Regions from separate parts of the Mus musculus genome. Here region 2 is linked to region 1. The links are chromatin loops, found by intact Hi-C in ENCODE. Cell type or tissue: heart. All regions are shown on one strand. Each heading gives the region's core, and the rest is flanking DNA. Links, peaks and the distances in the headings are about the cores only. Region 1 holds the start of Herc2 (HECT and RLD domain containing E3 ubiquitin protein ligase 2). Region 2 overlaps Herc2 (HECT and RLD domain containing E3 ubiquitin protein ligase 2).

Region 1 (9,747 bases), core at 7,248-9,747:
AGAAACTTCCAGATAGGGGGGTCCAGAGGCTTCTCCACCTCATTCAATATACCCCTCGTGCCTCAAATAAGGAGAGATTGAACACTGGGAAGAGACTTCTACAACCCAAGTGCCTATCTTCTCTCTCTACACACAGGATTCTCCTTTCTTTCCCTCTCTATCATGTTCCCAGAGAGTTTGGGAGACTTGATAAGACTTAGGGGAACACCACTTATGGTTCCTCTTCTTCCTTCCTTCCTTCCTTTCTTTTTCTGTCTGTCTTTCTTTCTTTTTCTTTGTCTTTCTTTCTTCCTTTTTTCCTTCCTTCCTTCCTTCCTTCCTTCCTTTCTTTCTTTCTTTCTGGAGGGGGAGGGCAGGGTTTCTCTGTGTAGCCCTGGCTGTCCTGGAACTCACGCTATAGACCAGGCTGGCCTCAAACTCAGAAATCCACCTGCCTCTTCCTCCTGAGTGCTGGGATTAAAGGCATGCGCCACCACTGCCCGGCGCAGTTCCTTTTCTAACTGAGTAAAACCACCACACAAGACTGCTAAGGTTTTAAATCAGGATTAACTATTTTCCGTAAGTCAATTTTAGCTTTAAATTCCAGTCAAAACGCAGGGTCATAGATCTGTCTAGTTTTAGCCTACTAGGTTCTCAGATGTGACAAGATGGCATTTAGTAAACTCACCTTCTCCTACTCAGTTTCTTCATGTGCTCCGGAGCAACAGCGCCACCTATAGGCCCAGTGCTCACCTTTCGTTACTTTTGCTCTTAATGGATGGATTCCTTTCCTAGCAGCAGCTTGTGTCTAGGAGCTGAAGAGAGGTAAAAAGGTGATCCAAACAGAAGTTGCTTGATACTCACCATTACAATTTTTCCTCCTATATCTGTGCCAATCTAAAACAAATGTTTGGTTAGTGATGCCATTATGGTGGCAACAGCCATGTGGTTTGACTTCTGTTTTGGAGAGTGAGATCATTAAGGTGTTGGCAGCTGTGTTACTTCACTGCTACCTTGGTTAATGAAGCTGCATACCTTGGACCAAAATGGTGGCGTCTATATAATTTCCTAGTACCACTGAGCCTTCAGGGTATAACTACACCCCTAGAATGTCATGCACCTCAGGCATTCAGTCACATATCCCAATTCCATTTTCACACCCCCCTCTGCCTCGTGGGTTTTACTTTCCTGGATGCCTAATGAGATCATGGAAATTCAAAGCCCAAGCTGAGACTCCAAAGTGACCTCTATTGCCAAGTAATAAAGCCAAAATATTTTTATATCAGACTAAGGAGGCAGGGATATATGTATGTATGTATATATATATATATATATATATATATATATATATATATATATATATACACATATATGTATATATATGAATATATATTCATTTTAAATAAAAAACTATATAGTTTATTTATCTACTGGTTTCTAGAGGAGAAACTTGAGAGTTTTCTGAGCCCTGTGCCCCTAACAGTATCCAGTTACCAAAGAGAGCTGACAGAAATGGCTGACTTGGAAGGCTGGTATGACTTTTCGGCAGCCCAGGGGAAAACTTGGAAGAGTATACATCCCACCTGAGACAGCCAGGAGTTAGAGTAGGAAGCAAAGAAAAATCAGTCTTCTTGATTGGGATGCTGGGAATGAAGGCTATGCTGGGTCTTAACACCCAAACTTTCTCCCAATGTCTCCAAGCCTGTTTTTCTCTAATCGGGACAGAATTTTCTTTTCCTCCCTGTGACTCCTTTGTTCTATATCTGTTTCTGTCCCACAGGGCCTGCTAATTCTGCGTTTATTTTCCAGTTACAGTGATGTGGGCACACTAGGGAGAAAGAAGCAGTTGATGCCATCTCCTCCAAGTTCTTTGACTTGAGCATCATAGGCTTTCCAGGGCGTTCTTAGCTGAGTTCTGCTGGCTGCTGTACACATCAACTGGATGGTGGTGTACTGTGTGATCCAGTTCTCTATTGGCTACTTGTGCTCATTCAGAACCAAACGAATGGTTACAGGAGATAATTCTCTGGACTGTACAAGGAACAAAGAGAGTTATTTTGTTCCTGCCTTCTGTTTTCTGGAAGGTTTGCTTGGGACCTTACAAAGCTCCACAGTTGAACAGTATGCACACAGGTACTTATTGCATTGCCCTACTGTGGAGTTTGGATTCAGCCCTCTTTTCTTAAGGCAGTATTGTACAACAATAGCATGTGGGCCAAATAACTACCAGGTACCTAGGAACCTCTATATCTGCTTATAAAAGATTGGTACATCAATAAGAACATCTGTGTCTGCTCACAAAAGATTGTCACAGCTGGGCTCACTGACTATTGATAAAGATTAGGATGGCTGAATAATTATTTTCTCCCAGAACTGAAAATAGCAAGTCACACAAAGATATGTAAAAACTGAGAATTCGTGTGTCATGCTAAAATTTCTAAGTTCAAAAATATTCATTTGAGATCTCTGTTTAAATATAGATCTAATCAAAGTTTATCTAAAAGCTTTCCTTTTTGTTTTTACCCTCGCTTAATCTAATATTACACATAGTGAAAAGTCCTAGACTGGTGGCTGGAGAGATGTCACAGCAGTCATGAGCATGCACCATGGTTCAGTGCCCAACTCCCATCCCAGGCAATTCACTGCTTGTGGCTCCAACTCTGGGGAGATCTAATGCCTCTGGCTGCTTCATGCACTCGTATTGACAAGCACATACGCATACACAGACACACTGACATACACATAATTAAAATAAAAATAAATCTTAAAAAAGTACCAGACTGGTATAAGAACTGATCTTCTGCGCATTCAATTACTCTATTTAGAGACCAATACTAATGTCATCAGAAGGATTAATAAGGTTGAATATTTTTCCTTGCCCCCCCCCCCCAAAGTCAACTAGGTCCCAGGGAACTATGGGGCATTTCTCAAAATGACCTGTAACTGTGGGGGAATCACCTGTTCTTTTGTTTAAGGACGCCATGAGGGCCCACCAGTGAACTCTAACTAGTGTCCAGTCTACAACAAAGGATAACACAGAGCAAAATATTGCTGGATGCTTCCCAGTGAAGCCACAGCCAGGTCAAACAAGGCCTTTGACTTATCCTCACATAGACAGGACAACTGGTACAAGAAAGGCTAGAGGAGGCAGAGAGTTACTTCAAGCCCAAGTGATTCCTGAGTACCAAACTCTCAACTGGACTTAACAGTAACAACAACGACGACGACGAGACGACGACGACGACGACGACGACGACGACGACGACGACGACGACACGACGAGATGTATTTTGCCAATTTGAATGGTTTAAAACAGGAATAGCTTTATTCAGGAAAGTGTAACCAAAGGCTATGATGATTGATATGTTTCCTCAACAGTTCAAGGGACCGGTCTTAGTTCACTTTTATTGTTGTGATAAGCTCTACGATCAAAAGCTTTACAGCTTACAGTCCATCATGTAGAGAAGTCAGGGTAGAAACTCACGGCCGGAACCTGGAGGCAGGCAGGAACTGAGGCAGAGAAGACAGAGGCATGCGGCTTACTGGTTTGCTCCCTATGGCTTACTCAGCCTTTCTCTTATATATCCCCAAGTATGGTACCAGCCCCAGTGGGCTGAGTGGTCCCATGTCAATCATGAAACAAGAAATGCACAAATGAACTAGCTTGCCCAGGATTATACTCCACAGACAGTCTTTAATTTGTGAGATTTTTTTTATACTGCTATTTCTCGCTAATGATTTCTTCTTGATAAGAAAAATGCTGCTCAGGTATAATACTTTCAATATTTTAATATTGAATATTGCTGCGCTTATCTACAGCCCACTATTGTTTTAACATAAAAATTAAAACATGGCTAAGATTCTTTCTTCCCTCTATTTATATGCTGATTCTAGCTACTCCAAATGACCTGAATGCTGATCCTGGGTCCACGAGGAAGAACCAATACATTGGGAGCTCTTGATATCCCATCAAGAGATTCTAATGGAGCCTGGCAGTGGTGGTGCACGCCTTTAATCCCAGCACTTGGGAGGCAGAGGCAGGCGGGTTTCTTAGTTCAAAGCCAGCCTGGTCTACAGAGTGAGTTCCAGGACAACTAGGGCTACACAGAGAAACCCTGTCTCAACTCCCCCCCCCCAAAAGATTCTAATGGATTTTGACTTGGACATTTAAAACATATTCACTCTGGGGCTGGAGAGATGGCTCAGCGGTTAAAAGCACTGACTGCTCTTTCAGAGGTCCTGAGTTCAATTCCCAGCAGCCGCATGGTGGCTCACAGACATCTGTAATGAGATCTGATGCCCTATTTCTGGTGTGTCTGAAGAGAGCAATTGTGTATTATATACATAAAATAAATAAAGATTAAGAAAGCTCATATCCTCTCTTCTTGCTTCTCCTGGACCCTTGCCAAGGACTTATAAGGGTAATAACTTTTGCATTTAGTTCTCCCTCACATCAATTTCCAGGGACCAGAGAAGAACTCCAGTTCCTCTCTATACCTGTCTCCTATATGCAGTGACAATTCTGGAATTTTGGTTTCTTTTTTTTTTTTTAAAGGATTTATTCATTTCTTTCATGTATGTGAGTACACTGTCGCTGTTGTCAGACACACCAGAATAGGGCATCAGATCCCATTGCAGATGGTTGTGAGCCACCATGTGGTTGCTGGGAATTGAACTCAGGACCTCTGGAAGAGCAGTCAGTGCTCTTAACCGCTGAGCCATATCACCAGCCCGAATTTTGGTTTCTTTAAGAAACACAGAAATATTATAAGAATGTGCTTTTGTTTTAAGCCCAGGTGTGGAGTATGGGGCTGCTTCAGACTGTCCATAATAGATGACTATAATTTGCCTCATGCTGTAGCAGAGGCATGACTTTACAGCTGCAGATATTTTCTGAGATTGTATAACGTTTGGAATTCTGGGGACTTTCCAGAGGGTATATAATGCTAGGACTCAGAAAGGCAGGGTGGGTGGTTGTTGGCTGTTGTTGGTTGCGGTTTGTTAAGAAGTTATATGCAAAGATGAAACAGCAACAAGAAAAAAATTCGATATCTCCATGGAGAAGATCAAACTTACCCCAAGGAACTTGAAGCACATAATCAGGAGAACATAGTCTATTGATAATAGACTTTCCAACTCCTGACTTTATTCAGGGGTCCTCTTTTCTCTCTCATGTAGAGTTAGGGGGTGAAAGGGTGGAAGAAAGCAGCAGCAAAATAGCAAAAGTCAGATATAGTTATACAAATGAAACTACCACAACACACTTTTGGGATCTTTTAGATAGATCCACTGGAGGTATACCCTGACTGCCATGTCTGATGGGCCCGTTCTACTTAAAATAGTCAGACTGGTAATTATCCCAATTTCTTCATGTGAGTGCCACTTCTTCAGAGGAAGGGTGTGTAATTTAAAAAGGTAAAAAAAAAATTAGCTAGGGCAGTCCAGGGTAAAAATAATATAAAAACAAAACACACACCCACATTTCTCTCTTGCCAAAAAGCACAAACAGTCCTTGGTTCTCTTGGCACTTTGACCTTGGCCAGAAACCAGAGATGTCTAGAAAGTGTGTGCATGTGTGTGACCTCTAATCTGCCGCTTAAATAATTCTATCTCCTCAGAGGGAGAACAGTAAAAGAGCAGTAAAGCTCTATTAAGAGAAGACTGCTTGTCAGGAGAATAGAATCACTGCCAGGGTGAAGGCCTTACATTCCAGTTGAGACAAGTCTATGAGTCTTGGAACCCTAGTAAGGTGGGCTCACCTTAAGTCATGCTTGAGCCATCACTTAACAGTAATTTACCGTTAATCAACACATCACAAAGTCAGCATATGCTTGCTAACCTCAAAGGTAGTTAATGTGACAAGAACTCATACTCTCTGAATCTCCCTCTTTGCACTGATTAACCAATCATGTGGTTGTGAAGTCAGGCTCCTTCCAATGGGATAATGGGATGAGATACAGTCATCACCTGCATTTAGGGATACATAACAGGGAGCACCTTGGGCATGCCTGGCTTGGGATTTCAAGAACCCTTTTTTTTTTTGAAAAAAAAAAAAAGTCACCTTGCTGAGCTACTCTTGTTTTATTCATGTGTTCTTTTGTGTGACACAAGATTATTTTACTACAAACTAAAACCAGGTCCTCTGTAAAAGTAGCCAATATTCTTAATGTCCAAGCTATCTCTTCAGCCATGTATATTAAATTACTAAAGAATAGTTTCACCTTATCATGTTCTTAAACACAAATATCCTAAAGATGATAGGAGCCAAGTTATGAAGAATTTGACAAGGACAGTCTTCCCGAGGGACTGGAAGATAGACAGCTCCCTGGTAGACATGCACAAGAGAAAGGGGACCTTGGAATATTAATGTATTTTTTCTATTGAAACATTTAAGATAGCTGACTGCCTGCTTTCTTTCTCCTCTCCAAGATAAAGACTTAGTGGGTTTTTCCTATCAGAGAGACTGTTCAGTGAGAATTTCAAATCTCCCACTAACAGGGTGTCCAGTATGGAGAAACAGCCAGCCTCCCTTTCTTTGTCTAGATTATACATTTCCCTGCAATAGCCCAAACCAGCGAGTTTAGAGAGATAGAACTACTTATTGGCAAAACATATGAAGATTTTGCCTCTGACAGAGACTATCTTTGGGTCCCTTCTCTAGTAGCTCACTCTGTCTCTGTGTATTTTGTACTTTCTTATCTCCCTCTCTGTGTTTCTGGTTTCAAGAAATCTTGGCTGAGTTTTGAGACCTTGCTTTTCCTGCTGCCTCAATCTTCAAATTGACAAATAAACACACACAGACACACACACACACACACACACACACACACACACACAAAACCTCTGCCATCCTAGACACTTCACCACATTGCCTCACTATGGTTTGAATGTCCCTTCAGATCTCCTGTTGAAATATTACAGTTTTTGTCGCAGTATTAGGAGGTGGACCCTTTAAGATGTGATCAAGTCAAGTAGACTATGCCTCATGGATCAAAATGATGTGTTTGCTTGGTGTATTCTTGCCACACATGGGTTCTCTTGCCTCTATACCATGCTATGCAACATCAGAAATGCCGTCACCAGATACCAGTGCTATGCTCTTAGACTTAGCCTCCAGAAGTGTGAGGTACAAATGCCTGTATTTATTATTCAGTCATGTTGTTACAGCAACACAAAATGGACTACAAACATCGTTTTTTTAGAGCTAGCAGACACAGTTCTAAAAATGTACGTAGGTAAACATGCTTCAGTATGTGGAGGGACGAAGGGTGTCTTGCATGAGAAGGGAGCCTAAGGGCCAGAGATGCCTCCTCGGGTGTTACCTTCTACTGGTAATTATGCTGTCATGCCTCAGGTTCAAAGCCCTGTCCACCCTAACTGTATTTTGGATGTGGTTGAATTTGAAACCTTGTTCAGATACTTTTGAGTTGAAGCAGAAGTAAATTAGAGTCACACAGTCTTTGGGAGGTGTGATAGACTGTGGATCTTTTATACTGCTTCCTGCTGCTTGAAACAGAGATGTGATGTCTGAGCTATGGCAAATCCCTTGACCCTTGGGAGTGAGTTTGAAGATACATACCAAGGATGACAAAAGACAGGTATTTTAACGTTGCAACTGGGCCACCATACCACTGTGGCATATCCCTCATTGCTGCCTTCTAACACGTGGGAAAAAAATGAACCATCGTATTTAAAACAACAAATCGCACCCAGTTCCTATTTCAAATGTTCTAAGTCCTTTCTTTGCCTTCTCATGGAAAAGTTTAATTTCCACATGCTTGAAGATTATGTTATGTTTTATTTGTAGTTATTTGATTATTCCATGATGATCAGAGAACATATTTTGTGTGATTTTAATTGCTCTTTTCTTACTCCCGCACCCCCATTCCCCCAGGGTCTCTTAACCCAGAATTCACCTGCTTCTGCCTTCCTGGTGCCAGGGTTAAAGGCGAGTACTACCAGGCCCGGATCAATTACTTTTTCTTAAATTTCCTCTTCTGTCCACTGACTCAAAGGCCAAAAGGACGCTGTCGTTAAAGCACAGGGAGCCTCGAGAACCTCGTCCCGCTGCAAATACCTTACCAACTTCGGGTCCCTGGAAGCAAACACAGTCTGGGAAGGGTTGGGACTGGGCAAGCCAGCGTGCGTGCGCACAAGTCCCACCTCCCGGCGTCTGCGGTTGGCTCTCGCTGAGCGGGTGAGTCTCAAGAAGGAAGCTGAGTCGTGCTGAAGGAAGCGGAAGTTGGGGGAGGGGCGTGCGACGCTGCTCGTCCATTGGCTGAAGCCGTCTCTCACCCTTGCGCTATTGGGCGGGCGCAGCCATGCGTCAGCGTGCGCTTCGGGCCGCAGACTGGATCGCGAGCGCCGGCCGGCTCCTGCAGGGAGTGTTCCCTCAGCCGGCTGGCGGAGCAGGCGGCGCCAGGGCTGGCCGAGCTGGGCCGAAGGAGGGCGGAGGGGCCGAAGACGGGCGGCGCCAGGTCCGGGAGAGCGGGGCCCGGAGAGCGGCGGGCGGAAGGCGGGCGTTGGCGCGGAGGAACCAGGGCCTGTGCGCCTCGGAGGCCGCGCAGTCACGGCTGTCTTTTTAGTATTTAGGCGATTGTTGTAGATTTATCTGCAGACATGACTTTTGTTTATTTACCACACTCCGCCGGACTGCTGTAGGTATAGCGGCTGATGCACACTGGTGTCATTTGTCGTTGCGATAGTGAGTTTTTTTTCCTGACGTGTGTCTGTGTGTGTCCCTTTGGATTTAAAGGAGTGGGATGACATTGTGCAGTGGTCGCCGGTGACCACTGTAGGTCCGGCCGGCGTATTGGGAAATCCCAGCGACTCTACCTCTATTGGAAGTGGTATTTCCCTCCCTTCTCCCGTTCTGGGGCCAGCTTTCCCTCTCATCCCTCATCCTCTCGTCCCCTCCCCCAGCTCTCCTTCCCTGTTTTATGTTCTGTCTCGGCCGCGTTAAACAGCAGGATGGTGTAAATAGCAGTTTAAAGAAGCTCGAGGGCTCCAGCGTTTGTGTTTGACTTGCAGGTCTGACCACCCGGAGGAAACATGCCTTCTGAGTCTTTCTGTTTGGCTGCCCAGTCTCGCCTTGACTCCAAATGGTTGAAAACAGATATCCAGGTGGGGTGAACATGGTTTTCTCTTTTCTTTGTGTGTTCCTGTCTCTATAAAAAATGTTTGCTTGAGGAGAATGTGTGAGTGAATGGCAATTAGATCTTGTCTTAGGAAGATTATTTCTTATAATTTACAATGTGACATTTATTATGACTGTTGAAGAGATGCTATGTGGTTGTGGCTTAATTGAAGTTAGTTGTAAGTGCAAGAAACTTGAGATCCAGTTATGCAATTTTTCAGTATTTTTATTCTGGAGGCTTATTTTTATTTGTTTATTTTTTTAAGACAGGGTTTCATATTCCCAGGCTGGCCTTGAACTCCTCAGTGTAGGTGAGGATGACCTGACATCCGATCCTTTTGCCTCCACCTCTTGAGTGCTAGCATTGCAGCACCTTAACACCTTGCTGGGATTATGTGGTATAGTTAGGCAGGTATTTTACCAGCTGAACTCCATCCCAGGTCCTGCCAACATTCTTAATCAAGACTTGACTGTTGTTTGTTTCTTTTTCTTTTTTTCCCCCCTCTTATTTTTAGAAAGGGTCTCCCTGTTAACTCACTGTGCCTGGCTGGCCTCTGCATCCTGAGTCCTGGGATGAAAGGCATGTCCTGATATTTTTGCTATTGATTTTGTATGTCCTGATACTATGCAGG
Region 2 (2,500 bases), core at 1-2,500, 77 kb after region 1:
ATTAGATTTATATTAATAAATTCTCAACTCACAAAGTGCCCACAGGAAGAACTTAAAACTCAATTGATATAAACACAAGCTACACACCTAGATGGAGCAAACACACCCTACTTATTTATTATTTACTCATCTATCTAAGAAAACCCCAGGTCCCCAGGACTGCATGGTTCTGCTTCCTCTTCCTCTCCTATAGGTTCCGTCTTATCTCCTAATTTTCCTTTCTGTCTCTCTGTACTTATCTCTAAAATTCTCAGATTTTTTTCCACTGCCCAATCGTAGGCTCTAGCCTTATTTTTCACCTGCCCTCACCTGCTTACAGACAGCAATCTACAGTGAGATCTTTCATACCACAGATATTCAGAAAATGTACATTTGAAAACAATCTAGAAATTTGTAGATTTTCTAAATTAAACAAAACAAAACAAAAAGAACCAAATAACAAGATACAAAGGGACTAATGTTCTAATCATTCAATTGAATTTTAAAAGCGAAAATTTATGCTGCCCATGATAGATGCACTAAAAATCAGAGGTAGTAGAAAATATAAAAAAGGACCAAAACAAAACAAAACAAAACAAAAAACAAAGCAAAAATCAAATCAAAACAAAAAATGACAAAAACAACAAAACAAACAAACAAAAACCAGACGAGCAAAGCATACAACTGAATTAGGAAACCTAAGAGACTTAAAGAGATTCTATGAATATAGCAAAATAAATTTCAAGGAAGTCTTTTTCCCAATGAAATAGGCATTCTATAGTACAAGAATTGCTGTAAAGCTTGTTTTTCTAAAAGACTTATTTATTTTATGTATATGAGTACACTGTAGCTTTACAGATGGTTGTGAGCCTTCATGTGGTTGTTGAGAATTGAGTTTTTAGGACCTCTGCTCACTCTTTTATAAGTACACTGTAGCTGTCTTCAGGTGCACCAGAAGAGGGCGTCAAATCTCATTGGTTGTGAGCCAGCATGTGGTTGCTGGGATTTGAACTCAGGACTTTCAGAAGATCAGTCAGTACTCTTACCCGCTGAGCCATCTCGCCAGCCTGTAAAGCTTGTTTTAAATGTTATAAAAGTATACACAACTATTAGAAACCAAAAATAGCAGATAATAACAGAACTGTAATTTCAATTACTTTGATACTTAGCAAATTAATACTTCCTATTTCAAATTCCCTGTCCCTATAACCCAAGGCTCCATTAGATCAAAAGTGACAAGACTCTGAAAGCATGAAAGATGTCATCCATCTGAGTGTTCTAACTGTACCCATCAAACACAAACAACGGGAAAATACTTTTCAAATACCCACAGAACATTCATCACTGTAAACCAAATGCTACACCAAAGATTTCTTGTTCAGTTAAAAGAAATCATTTTCATACAGAATATGTTCAGCAAATCAAGAGAACTAAATCATAATTCAATAACATTCTTAACCTAGAGATACGCCCTGTGAGCTACAGTAACAATTAGTGTGGCAAGATGTAAAAATGGTATAAAAATGGCGGAGATGTTATATAGGACTGACAGTTGTTATATAGGACTAACAGTTGTTATATAGGACTGACAGTTGTTGGTGGGTTTAGACTTCTTCGTAGGAGGTAATGCATCTCTGGTCCTGTAAATCTGGTCAGAGTCACGGTTGAGTTCTTAGGAAACACTGGTGGACTTAGTACTATTGCTTTGCTAAATGGACACAGTATCAAATTGACCTATAAAGTTTTATGCCAGTACCCATGTACTCTATGGATAGCTCTCAGACTTCACCAGAGAAGTTTCTTTGTACTGTGGCTGGTAGTTGAGGAAGAAGCTTGCGACTGGTCAAAGTACAGAGCACAAGGTACAAGTGTCTCTGGAGTGTACAGCCACACATTGGATATGATTCTGACTCCCTACCCACTCCAGGGCTTATGGACCATCATGGATAGGGTGTAGACATATTTCAAGAGCCAGAGAGGTTTGGGAGGACCAGTGTGAAGCAGACATCCAGACACAGCAGAATTGTTGCACTGTAAAACTCATAGCACTCGTGGTTGCTTACGCAGACCTGTGAAAGATGAGGGTATTCAACATTGTACCATGGATTGTGACGGGGGTTTCTAATGATTTACTTCCAACCGAGGAGCTAGGGAGAGTCAATGGTGTCACTTTTCTTTGTGGGTGTGGCTCCTGGACTCAAGTAGAAGAATCCATACTCATGAGTATATGGGCAACAAAAATTGGACTGGGTAGATTATTAAAAACAATACCCCCCCCCCCCCATAAATCTTGAGTGGGTATGGAGCAGGTGGGCCAGCATCTGGGAAGAATTGGAGGAGAGGGGAAGGTGGCAAATGTGATAAAAATACATTGTATACATGTATGAAATTCTCAGAAAAATTATTAAAAATGTTATATTTAAGATTGGATTTTTCATGATATACTTTGATCATATTCTCTACATTTTTCTGCCTTATTCCATTCCCCATCCCACCAGATTCTTTTTTTCCCTCAAAATTA

The links. Peaks named below come from ENCODE experiments on the same cell type or tissue, not always from the same donor. Only the 100,000 strongest peaks of a DNase experiment are listed, where the experiment ranks them.
Region 2: it touches region 1 in a loop (2.4-fold over the local background); 1 of 42 quality-filtered maps calls a loop at or near these places.

The regions. Positions count from the first base shown.
Region 1 is chr7:56,041,847-56,051,593 of GRCm38, forward strand. It overlaps Herc2 (HECT and RLD domain containing E3 ubiquitin protein ligase 2), which reads left to right and starts at 8,309. Exons shown (of 93, transcript NM_010418.2): 1 at 8,309-8,456; 2 at 9,010-9,102. The coding sequence starts at 9,031. Gm34121 (predicted gene, 34121) reads right to left here and starts at 8,204. Exons shown (of 3, transcript NR_166588.1): 1 at 7,896-8,204; 2 at 668-794. In heart, for the core only: a CTCF peak has its summit at 8,397; DNase peaks (open chromatin) are centred at 8,255 and 8,915; H3K4me3 peaks cover 2,440 bases; H3K27ac peaks cover 1,774 bases.
Region 2 is chr7:56,126,508-56,129,007 of GRCm38, forward strand. All of the region lies in intron 23 of Herc2 (HECT and RLD domain containing E3 ubiquitin protein ligase 2), which reads left to right. Among named protein-coding and RNA genes, the nearest start is that of Herc2, 78 kb to the left of the region's middle. In heart, for the core only: no CTCF peak of the experiment used is centred there; no DNase peak of the experiment used is centred there.